Linked DNA regions of Homo sapiens: region 2 is linked to region 1. Evidence: chromatin loops called from intact Hi-C (ENCODE). Cell type or tissue: B cell. All regions are shown on one strand. Each heading gives the region's core, and the rest is flanking DNA. Links, peaks and the distances in the headings are about the cores only. Region 1 has its middle 26 kb from the start of ARHGAP25. Region 2 overlaps ARHGAP25 (Rho GTPase activating protein 25).

Region 1 (5,382 bases), core at 159-5,158:
GGGGCCTGCGGGGGGTGGGTGGCTGGGGGAGGGATAGCATTCGGAGAAATACCTAATGTAGATGACGGGTTGATGGGTGCAGCAAATCACCATGACACATGTATACCTATGTAACAAACCTACACGTTCTGCATATGTATCCCAGAACTTAAAGTATATTAAAAAAATTTTTTAAAAAGATGGAGGTTGTGAATGGAGCTTAATGGAGGTGAGAGTAGCTATTCTTTCAAGAATACTAATAATTCATGCCATTGCACTCCAGCCTGGGTGACAGAGCAAGACTCCATCTCAAAATGAAAATAAATACTAATAATTGAGTTAAAATCATCATAATGAGGTTGGCAAAATATCAACCTGTGGTTTGCACCAAAATTTATCTTAGCAAAGTCACTCTTCCCCTTTGGAAATACTTTGAGAAGGACTTATGGGAAAATTCACCTCCATTCCTCCCCCATCCACCACAACCAGCACCATGGATGTTCATGAAGGTCAGCACCAAGGCTGAAGAGAAAGCAGCTGAATGCACTACAAATAAAAGGAGAAGACATTGGATTTCCTCGGCAAATTCAGCACAGAAAAGAAGGCAAGTTAAATGGGTGCCATTGAGAGGGAGGGGGCTGCATTCTGTATGAATGATTTTGTTGTGGTGGAAACTTAAAAGGCCAAGTTCAAGTTTGACATAGGATGACCTAGACAACCAGGGAGGAAGTGGAAGTCCAAGGAGGCAGAAAAGACTCTGAGAACCATATAAGGTGAGTCCACACTAGAGAGATGTAGCAGAGATCTTGGTTTTCACTTTCCATAGGCCCATTTATTAGAGAGTTGAAGCCAATTTTGCCTCCATCTCAAGCAGCAGGCAGCCCCCTAGCTAACTCTCAGTTATATAAGAACTAGAAAAAGCCACCAAGTTTATGTCAGGGACCAAATATTTGAGCCTTGTGAAATCACCAGATGACTGAGGACTCTGACCTTCTGAGAAGGAGCTGTCACTCACCTGCTGCAGAGACATATTTATGGAGGGAGATGGAGCGGGGGGTTCCAGCAGTGTCCAGAGCCACTTAGGCTGGAAGTCACTGTAGACCAAAAGCTGAGTGTGTCCTTTAGCTGGAACAACTTTGAGAGCTCCTAGGCTGGTGCTTATCTATGGAAGAAGCCAGTAAAGCCAAGTCTGAATCATTGCAGGAGACTCTGTAAGTAAATAAATAAAAGCTCTGTAGTTATTTTTAGCCCAATTCAGTCCATAATCATTATTTCATTCACATCTGAAGAATAAAGACTGATTCAAATAATACTTATGTTCCATTTGGTTCTAGTCATCATTCCCCACTAATGCCCAGGAAATAATCTGGAGGTCTTCCATTAGTGCAAAATTATTGTTATTAGTCCATTTGTTTGGAGATTTAATGGATTCTGTTCATAGATGAATTTCTTCGAGAATTCAAATTTATGTACTTTTTAAAAAGCATTTCTTTTTCTCTTTACAATTGCAATTCTGGGTTGAATTATTATTTTTTTCCTGCCTTTCTATGGCTATTTTTTTTTAATTTGTAAATTACCTGATTGGTCCATTTGCTGACTGACCTAACATAAAATCAACCCCGTGCTATCTGCCCTGGGTAATTGGCTGCTTCCTTTATGAAGAGATTGTCATCAGACTCTTTTATAAAGCATCTCAGAAGGGTTAACACTATTACCTTAAGGAAAGCCATTCTTTAATTTATTAGAACAAAAGAATTGAGGAGAAATCTATTGGCGAAACAGTCTCATAATCCAAAATGCGATTGGGTTCTGCTCTCTTTGCCTCCACCCCAGGAGGATCATAAAGCAGTGCAGACATCCACATAGACTGGCCTGTGTTGCATTTGTCCTCCTAGCACTCAGAGACAAAGACCACATGGCTGGCTCAGGGAGGCACAGAGTGACTGATACACAAGGCACACTCACTTGCCAAATTACGGGGTGTTTGGATCTTGGTTTAATATGTTCCAGATCATAACCTGGTAGAGAAAAGACTGTTTATCCACATCGGTAACCACTGGGAATAGTTGACAAAAGGAAAAAACTCTTGTTTCTTAGCTCCCTCTGCTGGTCTTTCAGAAAACCACCTGTCCCCTCAGGATCCCATCCTGAGCTTTGTACACATGGAGGGCCAGCTTCCTGCCAAATGTGAGCTGGTAGGAAAGTCCGGTCCACATCAACTAGGAAGACAGATCTTGGCTTCTCAAGGAACCTGGTGATTCAAAAGATGAGAACGGAAGAGGGGCCTCCCCGTGGCAAGTCCAAATTCAAACACAGATTCTCCAGCCCACCCCACAAAGAAATAAGACTGAGGCATGTTTACTCTGGTCCCGAAGCTATGTGTTAGGTTTAATGCAAACTCTGACTGCCATAGTTTAAACCTATATCACTTATTCAGGCTTAGTAGGGAAAGAAATGGAGAACGGTTGATCAACCTGACTCAATATGTTTGGTTATTTAAATGGGACCTATAGCTTTGTTTCCTCGAACAACAACAAAAATGTTATTAATTATGTTATCTTTTCTTCATGGTTCCTATTCTCCTAAAAGATTTTCAGGAACCAATAACAGCAATTCCGAGAGATTTTCAGCAATATACCCAAATTTCCAAAGATCTTGCTGCTTTCTCATCTTGAGCTTTCTTATTTCTTGTCCCTAAAGATTTTCCTAGTTCCACTGCATTCTTTCTGAAGCTGGTGAGCAGCCAGCTGACCCACCCAGTGACAAAATTGCATCTGAGCTTTGTACACATCGAGGGCCATCTTCTTGCCAAATGTGAGCTGGTAGGAAAGTCCGGTCCACATCAACTGGGAAGACAGGTCTTAGCCTTTCCCAACAACTCCCAACCTGTTCACAGCCATTCATTGTGCATGATGGCAGGGAAGCCAGGGCACAGTGCTGAATGACACACAGAGCACACTGAGCCCATAGTCCTGAGGTCTATGGATCAAATCCATCCCTGGCAAAAGAAGAGATTTTTTCATGTCGATTCAGAGACTAAAAGGTTGGTTGTCATTGGCCAGAGCACTATTTACACTAGTTAGAGCTCCCCAAGAAAAATGATTTCAAGGCTCTAGGCTATGTCCATGACCTTGGCCAGATAGATGCCTTACAAATGTATGGTCTCAGTTATTTCCTACCAAAGGAAGCAGTCCAAAATTTGCCCAAGTAGTCATGGGTCAGTCAAAGCACACATAGGACAAGGGAACAAAAGATTTACATAGTTTTTTCTATCTAGGAAGATATTATAAACACATAATATAATACCTTCCGGCAACCCTTCGTTCTTTACAAAGCATATTAATACTGTTTTACAGTCAACTGTCACACTACAAAACCATACTGATTTGTTACACTGGTTTGTTATAATTTGTTACTATGTGTCTGTGTCTACATATGGACACATACACATATATTTATACATATACCTGTAATTTTTAAATCAGGGAGTTTTTTGAAAAATGAGTTTGCATTTGTATTAGTCTGTTCTCACGCTGCTAATAATTGGCAATTAATGCAAACTTATTTTCTAGTCTTCTTCACAGCAATTTCACTTTGGATTTTAATGTTACATTCCCTGGCTTTCTACATTCATTCATTCAACAAATGTCTATGAAGTATCACTATGTTCTAAGTGCTACTTTCAGTGTTGGACATAAAGCAATGAACAAAGCCACTGCCTTCATGGAGCTCATGTTCCTTAAGGGAATATATAAAATAGTTCACATAATGAAGGCTTACCTAAAGGTAAAGAGAGCTATGGGTGAGTGTGATGGGAAGGTCTCTTGGAAGAGGTGACAGGGGAGAGGAGCTCAGGGAACTGATATGAAGGAGCAAGTGGTGTGAATATGTGGAGGAAGGGTACTTCAGAACAGAAAACACAGATATGAAGGCCTTGAGGTCATTATTGAATGCCTTCTAGGTTTCAGGCATTGTATTAGAACTAGATATATAATGGTAGACAACATGGGCATGAACTCTCACTGTCATGCACTTATAAACTCTGGGGGGAAGAGTCCAACGGAGGGATCTGAGGGTGGGAATGAAGCTGACTTAGTTAAAATGGCAAAGAGAAGGGTATTCTCAGAGTCCTTGGAAGATCAGTTGATGTGCTCCAGGAAGAGAGAAGGTGATATGGTTTGACTCAGTGTCCCCACCCAAATCTCCTGTCAAATTGTAATCCCCATGTGTCAGGGTAGGGATGTGGTGGGAGCCTGTTGGATCATAGGACCGGATTTCCCCCTTGCTGTTCTCATGAGAGTGAGTGAGTTTTCTCAAGATCTGTTGGTTTAAAAGCATGTGGCTTTCTTCACTCTTTCTCTCTCTCCTGCCACCTTGTGAAGAAGGTGATTGCTTCTCCTTTGCCTTCCACCATGATTGTAAGTTTCCTGAGGCCTCCCCAGCCATGCAGAACTGTGAGTCAATTAAACCTCTTTTCTTTATAAATTACATACACTTATAGCAGTGTGAAAATGGACTAATACAGAAGGCCAGCAATGCTAGACTCCAGTTGGCTAGAGGGAATACAGGTTGAGATGGATTTGTAGGGATAGGCAAATGTCAGATCATTTAGGGCTTCCTAGGTAATTAGGAGTTTGAAGTTTATTTAAAGTGTATTGTATAGCCATGAGGGGATTTAAGCAGAGAGTAGCATTACCTGATTTGTATGTTCAAAAGATTACCCTGATTGCTGTGAAGGGAATACACTGGAAGAAGAGAAGGAGTATAAAAAGTCCACCGAGGAAGCTACTGCAGTAGCTCAGGGGAGAGATCCTGGAGGAGGACCACAGTGGCCACAATAGGAACGGAGGGACAGATTCCAGATCTATTTTTGGAAATAGGAGTCATAGGTCTTGCTGTTGGACTAAAAGAGAAAGATGAGGAAGAAGGAGAATAAGATGCTTGCCCCTTTCTTACAGTGGGCAATAAGTGTTCAATGCCATTGACTGAGAGGATGAAGACTGGGAAGAGGAACACATTTGTCGGGGAGGGGTGGAGGTCCAGAGTTGCATCCTGGACTTTTCAGTTTGAAACTTTTCAGTTTGAAAAGTCCACAAGGTCATTGAAGGAATATCAAATGAGCAAATTTTACATGTCATTTCTTTAAAAGGAAGTCATTAAGTTTGGATGTTTGGTAACTTCTAAAGCGACCTACTTAATATGAGCATTCAGGACTATCCTTCAGATTGATAAAGAGGCTAAGCTTCGCCAGTGTCTGACTTTGCTTGGCCAGTATCGTGCAGGGATGCTGATACTAAATTGATTGGCACACAGAGAAAAGGAATAGCCTTCTAACAACTAAACTAGTTGCACTTCGTGTGACAGATCCCTTAGGCACAGAATCTGAAAGAAGATTAGTAACAA
Region 2 (5,382 bases), core at 70-5,069, 67 kb before region 1:
TTGTGTGCATTCTTTTTAAATTTACAATGATTACACTTCAATTATAAAAATATTTTTAAAGAGACATTAGAAATTGTATGTGTAACCCCAGTATTCAGAGATAACCACGGTTAATACTTCTGTGTATGTCTTTCTAGGCCTTTTTCTATAAATACAGATTCATGCTTTTTTTTTCAAGAATGGGATTAGTATATACATCATCTTCTGTTGTAAACTGCTTTTTAAAGACAGTAATGTTATGGACATTTTTCCATTTCAAAAAGTATTAATTAGGAGCATCAATGTCTGAATTGTATTTTATTGTATAGATATATAAATGTAGCCTAATATAAGTTAGCCCCTACCACTGGGCATTGTTGTCATATCACTAATATAAACAATGCTGTGGGGAATCTACTTAATTATTGTTTGTGATAATAGTATAAACATCAGCCCAAATTCCTAACAGTGGAAAATTAATTAAATAAATTATGGAACATTCATATAATAGATTGCTTTGACATAACTAAGAATTATATTGTAGAATCATATTTAGTGTTGGGGCAAAATTCATGATATATTGTTAATTTTTTCATTAAATAATATTTATTATACTAATTTTGCATTTACAATAGATGAGTTCCTAAATACATATGTATAGGGAAGGCTGAAAGTGGAGGGGATATAGGTGGCTATTTCTTACTAATGGGATTGTGAATAATTTTTAAAGCTTTTATAATCAAATGATACATATCAACATGTGGTAAAATACACTATTCTTTCTAAGAAATTATTATTGTATTCCTAAAGGTTTTATTTTTCTATTTTTCATATCTGAAATGAGTGTTGGATTTTATCAATGCATTTTTCAGCCATCTATTGAAGGGTTGTGTGGTTTTGCTTACTTGACCTATTGATCCGATGTATTATATCAATAGATTTCCTCAAAATAAATTATCCTTGTCATCCTAGAAGTGTTACCTAATTATCTCAGGCTAATTTAGTCCTGAGAAGGCTTTGGGTTTCTTCCTCCCAGAAGTAAGGAGGAGAAGCAAGAACCTTCAGATATTTATTTTACCCTTTGACATTAGTTTATGTTTTAACAAAACAGTTTTTTATACCTGCTTTATATCATTTGATCCTGTGACAAATGCAGGCCAGGTAGTATTGTCTAATTTTATAAAAGAATAAAGCGGGGTCCGGAAAAATGAAATAATTACAGGGCCAAATAGTGGTGGAACCAGGAAAAGAACACATCCTTTTATATAAACTACCTCTCACCCTCTACACTTCATGGAAACACACTCAGCTGCCCCTTTCATTGATCTGGGGTGGCCAAAGCGTTACTGCCGTCTCCCTTACACTCTGCAGATAGGAGGACTTCCTCCATCGTCTTAACATATCAACCGCCATCTTAGCCTGGAATTGCTTGGCTTTAATAAGGTCTGGGGTGTTTATAAAGAGAAGGAAGGCTGGTTACCATGCACAGAACATGAGGCAAGAGCCCCATCTGTGGTGGGGTCCCTGCGATCCTTCCCTGGCCTCTGCAGTGACAGAGACTCCAGAGTTCAGAGCCCTTAAGTGGAGGAACTGGTTAACCAAGTCCTGCTGATGTGCAATGGATCCTCAAGCCTGCCCTTAAAGAAAACAGTCCTCTTCCAAAATGAGCTTTTCATTTTGGTCCCACCCACCCCCAATATCTACACACTTCTTGTCCTTGCCTTTCTCGGGATTTTGTTCTGGCTCCAGAAGGTTCTAGAGTCTGTCATCCCAAATAAGCTCCTTCTGGCCAAGCCCATACTTCCATCTCCACACACATGAGTTCTAGGTGGGTGACAGCTGTGCTGGATGCCCTGAGACATCCAGTTTGCACCTGGGGTCCTGGCGTAATTGTTCAGAGCATCCTCTTTTATTCTCACACACCACAATGGCCAAAAAAGCAATGAGGTTGGCCGAAGAGACCTAGGCCCAAGATTTAGGATTAAAGCCCATTCTCACAGCCTTATCCACTGCATCAGGAAATCCTGTTTGCTCTACTTTCAAAGTATATCCAGAAGCTGACCATTTTCCTCCAGCCCACAACTCCTACTGAGCCCCTAAACATCATAACCCCTTACCTAGATTACTTGCGTCTCCTCTGGCTCTATTTTTGAGCACAGTAGCCACAGCTGTCTTTTTACAATTTAAACCAAAAACTGTCACTCTCTGCTCAGAGCCCTGCAATGCCTCCCTGTGGCCCTCAGTGTGAATGCTCAGGTCCTTACAGTGGCCTGCAGTGCCCCAGCAGTCTGTGCCCCTGACCCCTGACTACCCTCTTGCTTCTCAGACCTCATCCCCTCTGATTCCTACCTGCTAGTTCTGCTCCCACCACAGTGCCCTCCTTGCTATTCCGCAGCCAGGCCAGACATGCTCCCTTTGGTGCCTTAGCACCGGCCGTTCTCTCTGCCTGGAACACTCTTTCCCCAGAGATCTACCCAGCTTATTCCCTCTCCTCTTTAGTCTCGGCCCCAGTGTCACCCTCTTCATGAGGTCATTTGACCATCCTTTTTAAAATTACATCTTCCCTTAACTCGTGACATCTGCTAGCTCATCCTATTTTTTCCTCATAGAACTAATCTTTTCTCTAACAAACTACATACTTTTCTTATTTGTTATGTTTATGTGTCTTTTCCTCCACATTCTAAGCTGCATATGGAAGAGATTTTTATCTGTTTTGCTCATAGTTTATTTCAAGTACCTAGAACAGTGTGTGGCATATAATAAACGCTCAATAAATACTTACTGAACAAACAAATCAATGAGTCCCAAAATCGGTTTTCCTGAACCCAAATCCACTCTCTCTGAGCCCTTGACTGAGTGTCACTACCATCACCGCCCTGTTGCCAGTCTTGACTCAGAGCCATGTGTAGGAAACTCCACAGTGCCCGTCCTGGTGCTTCCTGGAGGACCACTCTGTCATCTTTGCAACTCAGTTTATGTATCTAGAAAATGGTGTAAAGGGAAAAGCAATTTCCTTTCCAATGGGTGTGTCTGGTCCTATTGAGAAGGCCCCTGTGAGTTTAAGTGAAATCCCAGCGGGCTCCAGGCCCGCCTCCTCCGTGCCTTATGAACGGGACAAACAGCCTGGCTGGTACCTGGGGCTTCGTGTCCTCTTCATCCTTGTAGTAGTAGAGCTGCTGCGCCCTCAGCACAAAGTACCTCTGCTGCCAGTTCTTCACGATGGACCTCTGCTTCTTCAGCCAGCCCATCTTGATGGGCCTCTCCAGCGGGTTGGGGGTGGACGATGGATGGAAGGCAGCCATCTGCTCGCCAGTCATCACACTCCTTGACCGAGCTATAGAGAGGAACAGACAGGCCGACTGACCGAGGGACATGGGGCAGTGAGCAAAGAGTGGGCGGAGAGGAGAGAGGAACCCCAGAGGGGGCTGAGAAGCGGGGGGACGACAACCAGGTCCAGTTCAGGGGTCCGGATCTGAGCCAGAGAAAGTCCCCCCCGAGCCAGAGAAGCAGCCGAGGGGCCAGCTCCCGGTCAGGGCCAGGCCAAGAATAAAACCCAGGCTGCAGTCGGTGGCCCCGTGCACAGGCAGTCCGGCACCGCGGCGGGCCCCGTCATTCTGCAAACCGAAAGGTTGGCTGGAGCCTTCTGAAGAGGAAGTGGCCACAGCATCTGACAAAAGGTGCTTCCTTTTTCCTGCGTGGGAGTCAGTATCTGACAAGAGAGAGGAGAAAATAATGCCTCACTCTGAAGGCTCGGGGTGAGTCCCACGCAGCTGCAGAGGCCGCCGGAAGCTGCCTGGGCACTCTTCCACAGCGGCCGGCTAGAGGAGGGGCCGCAAGACAGAAGCTGTTAGCTCCAACCTCGCTGTGGAACGCAGGCCCCCTCCAGCGGACCCCACTCAAACCCCAGCCCCCGGCCACAGGGCCAGCCTGCAGGGAGTTGGCACCTTCTGAATTCTCCTGCCCAGTGCCATTCTGTCCCCTGCCCACGGAGAGTATCCCAGCCCTTTATGCTGTACAAGGCGCTCACTGCTGCTGCCTTCCTATGACCTTTACAGTTAGATCGTCACTGCCAATAGAACTCAGAAGCAGGATTTGAAGCCAGAGCCCCTTGAACCTGCATGCACTCAGCATGGTATATTTGGCTTTTGTTTTCACACAGGAGTTCTGCCTGTCATTCGAGTAAGTCCAGCCTGTACCTCCACATCTTGTCTCCATGGTAACCCCCACCCAGGACCATGCTCTCCTTTCCTTCCCTCCACAGCGCTCCATCGATCACCCTGGTCCCCATTCAACACTTCCTTCTGAGCCCCATCTTATTTCCCAGCCAGTTCAATGATGCCCTTGTCTCCTTGGCCTGCACTGCCCTCCACACTTGCTAATACCCAGTGTCTGCACCCCTCTCCTTCTGCCAAGTGTTGCTGGAGGAAGGCTCCATCTTCCAACCCCCTTTTTCAGCTTTTGTCCATCCCTGGACCACTCATGACACAGCTAAACTAAGCTATCAACTCTGCTCCCGACCCATTTCATTTCACCTGATTGGAGACTAGTTCTACCTTTCCTGACTTTTTGACGGTGGATAAATTATGCTTCTCTGAGCCTCGGCTTCCTCACTTGCTAAATTAGGATAATAATACTTCCTTGTTTATGGAATTGTTGTAGAGATTAAACAAACATACGCAAACCACTTAGCACAGTCCCTGGTCAAAGGTAAGTATATGTTACTCTTGCTGTTTTTATCAACAGGTGACTTTACTTCCTACTAAAAGGATGGGAGTCATCACTGAGAGCTTCTTCAACTTCCCTCTTCACTTCAAAATGTCATTCCATCATCAAGCTTCCTCTCTTTCTTCTTTCCTATCTTTAATGCATTAAATTGCCAACATCTCCTCATTGATTTTGAAAAATATATTCAGGGGGTATACGTGCTGGTTTGTTACATGAGTCCATCGCCTAATGGTGGGGATTGGGTTTCTAGTGTATCCATCACCCAAATATTGAACATTGTAACCAACAGGTAATTTTTCAATCCTCACCTTCCTCCTGCCTTCCCCACTTTTGGAGTCCTCAGTGCCTATTATTCCCATATTTATGTCCACGTATACCTATTGTTTAGCTCCCACTTATAAATAAGAACATGGGATATTTGATTTTCTGTTTCTGAGTTAGTTAGGATAAATAGCCTCCAGCTCCATCCATGTTGCTGCAAAGGACAGAATTTCATTCTTTCTGATTCTCTTATTTCTATCTCCTTCTACGCCTGTGATTCTCAATCTTTATTTATAATCATGGCATACTTTCAAACACCAGAGTTTTATATGGCATTACAGAGTCTTTCTGTAGCTATCTCCAATTGTATCTGGAGTTATCACCCTATTTCCACATTTCATCCTTCGGTCCAATATT

What was found. Hi-C counts contacts between places; a loop is a spot of excess contacts. Peaks named below come from ENCODE experiments on the same cell type or tissue, not always from the same donor. Only the 100,000 strongest peaks of a DNase experiment are listed, where the experiment ranks them.
Region 2: a loop joins it to region 1, with 3 times the contacts of the local background. A loop is called at or near these places in 3 of 110 quality-filtered maps.

What each region holds. Positions count from the first base shown.
Region 1 is chr2:68,706,311-68,711,692 of GRCh38, reverse strand. It overlaps a transcript of ARHGAP25 not described here. Among named protein-coding and RNA genes, the nearest start is that of ARHGAP25, 26 kb to the left of the region's middle. In B cell, for the core only: a CTCF peak has its summit at 2,060 (motif pointing left); a DNase peak (open chromatin) is centred at 2,002.
Region 2 is chr2:68,773,152-68,778,533 of GRCh38, reverse strand. ARHGAP25 (Rho GTPase activating protein 25) reads right to left here. Exons shown (of 11, transcript NM_001007231.3): 2 at 3,114-3,313. Among named protein-coding and RNA genes, the nearest start is that of ARHGAP25, 41 kb to the right of the region's middle. RefSeq lists enhancers at 3,512-3,561, 3,582-3,671, 3,702-3,801. In B cell, for the core only: CTCF peaks have their summits at 2,120 and 2,321; DNase peaks (open chromatin) are centred at 2,260, 2,361 and 3,693; H3K4me3 peaks cover 4,981 bases; H3K27ac peaks cover 4,893 bases.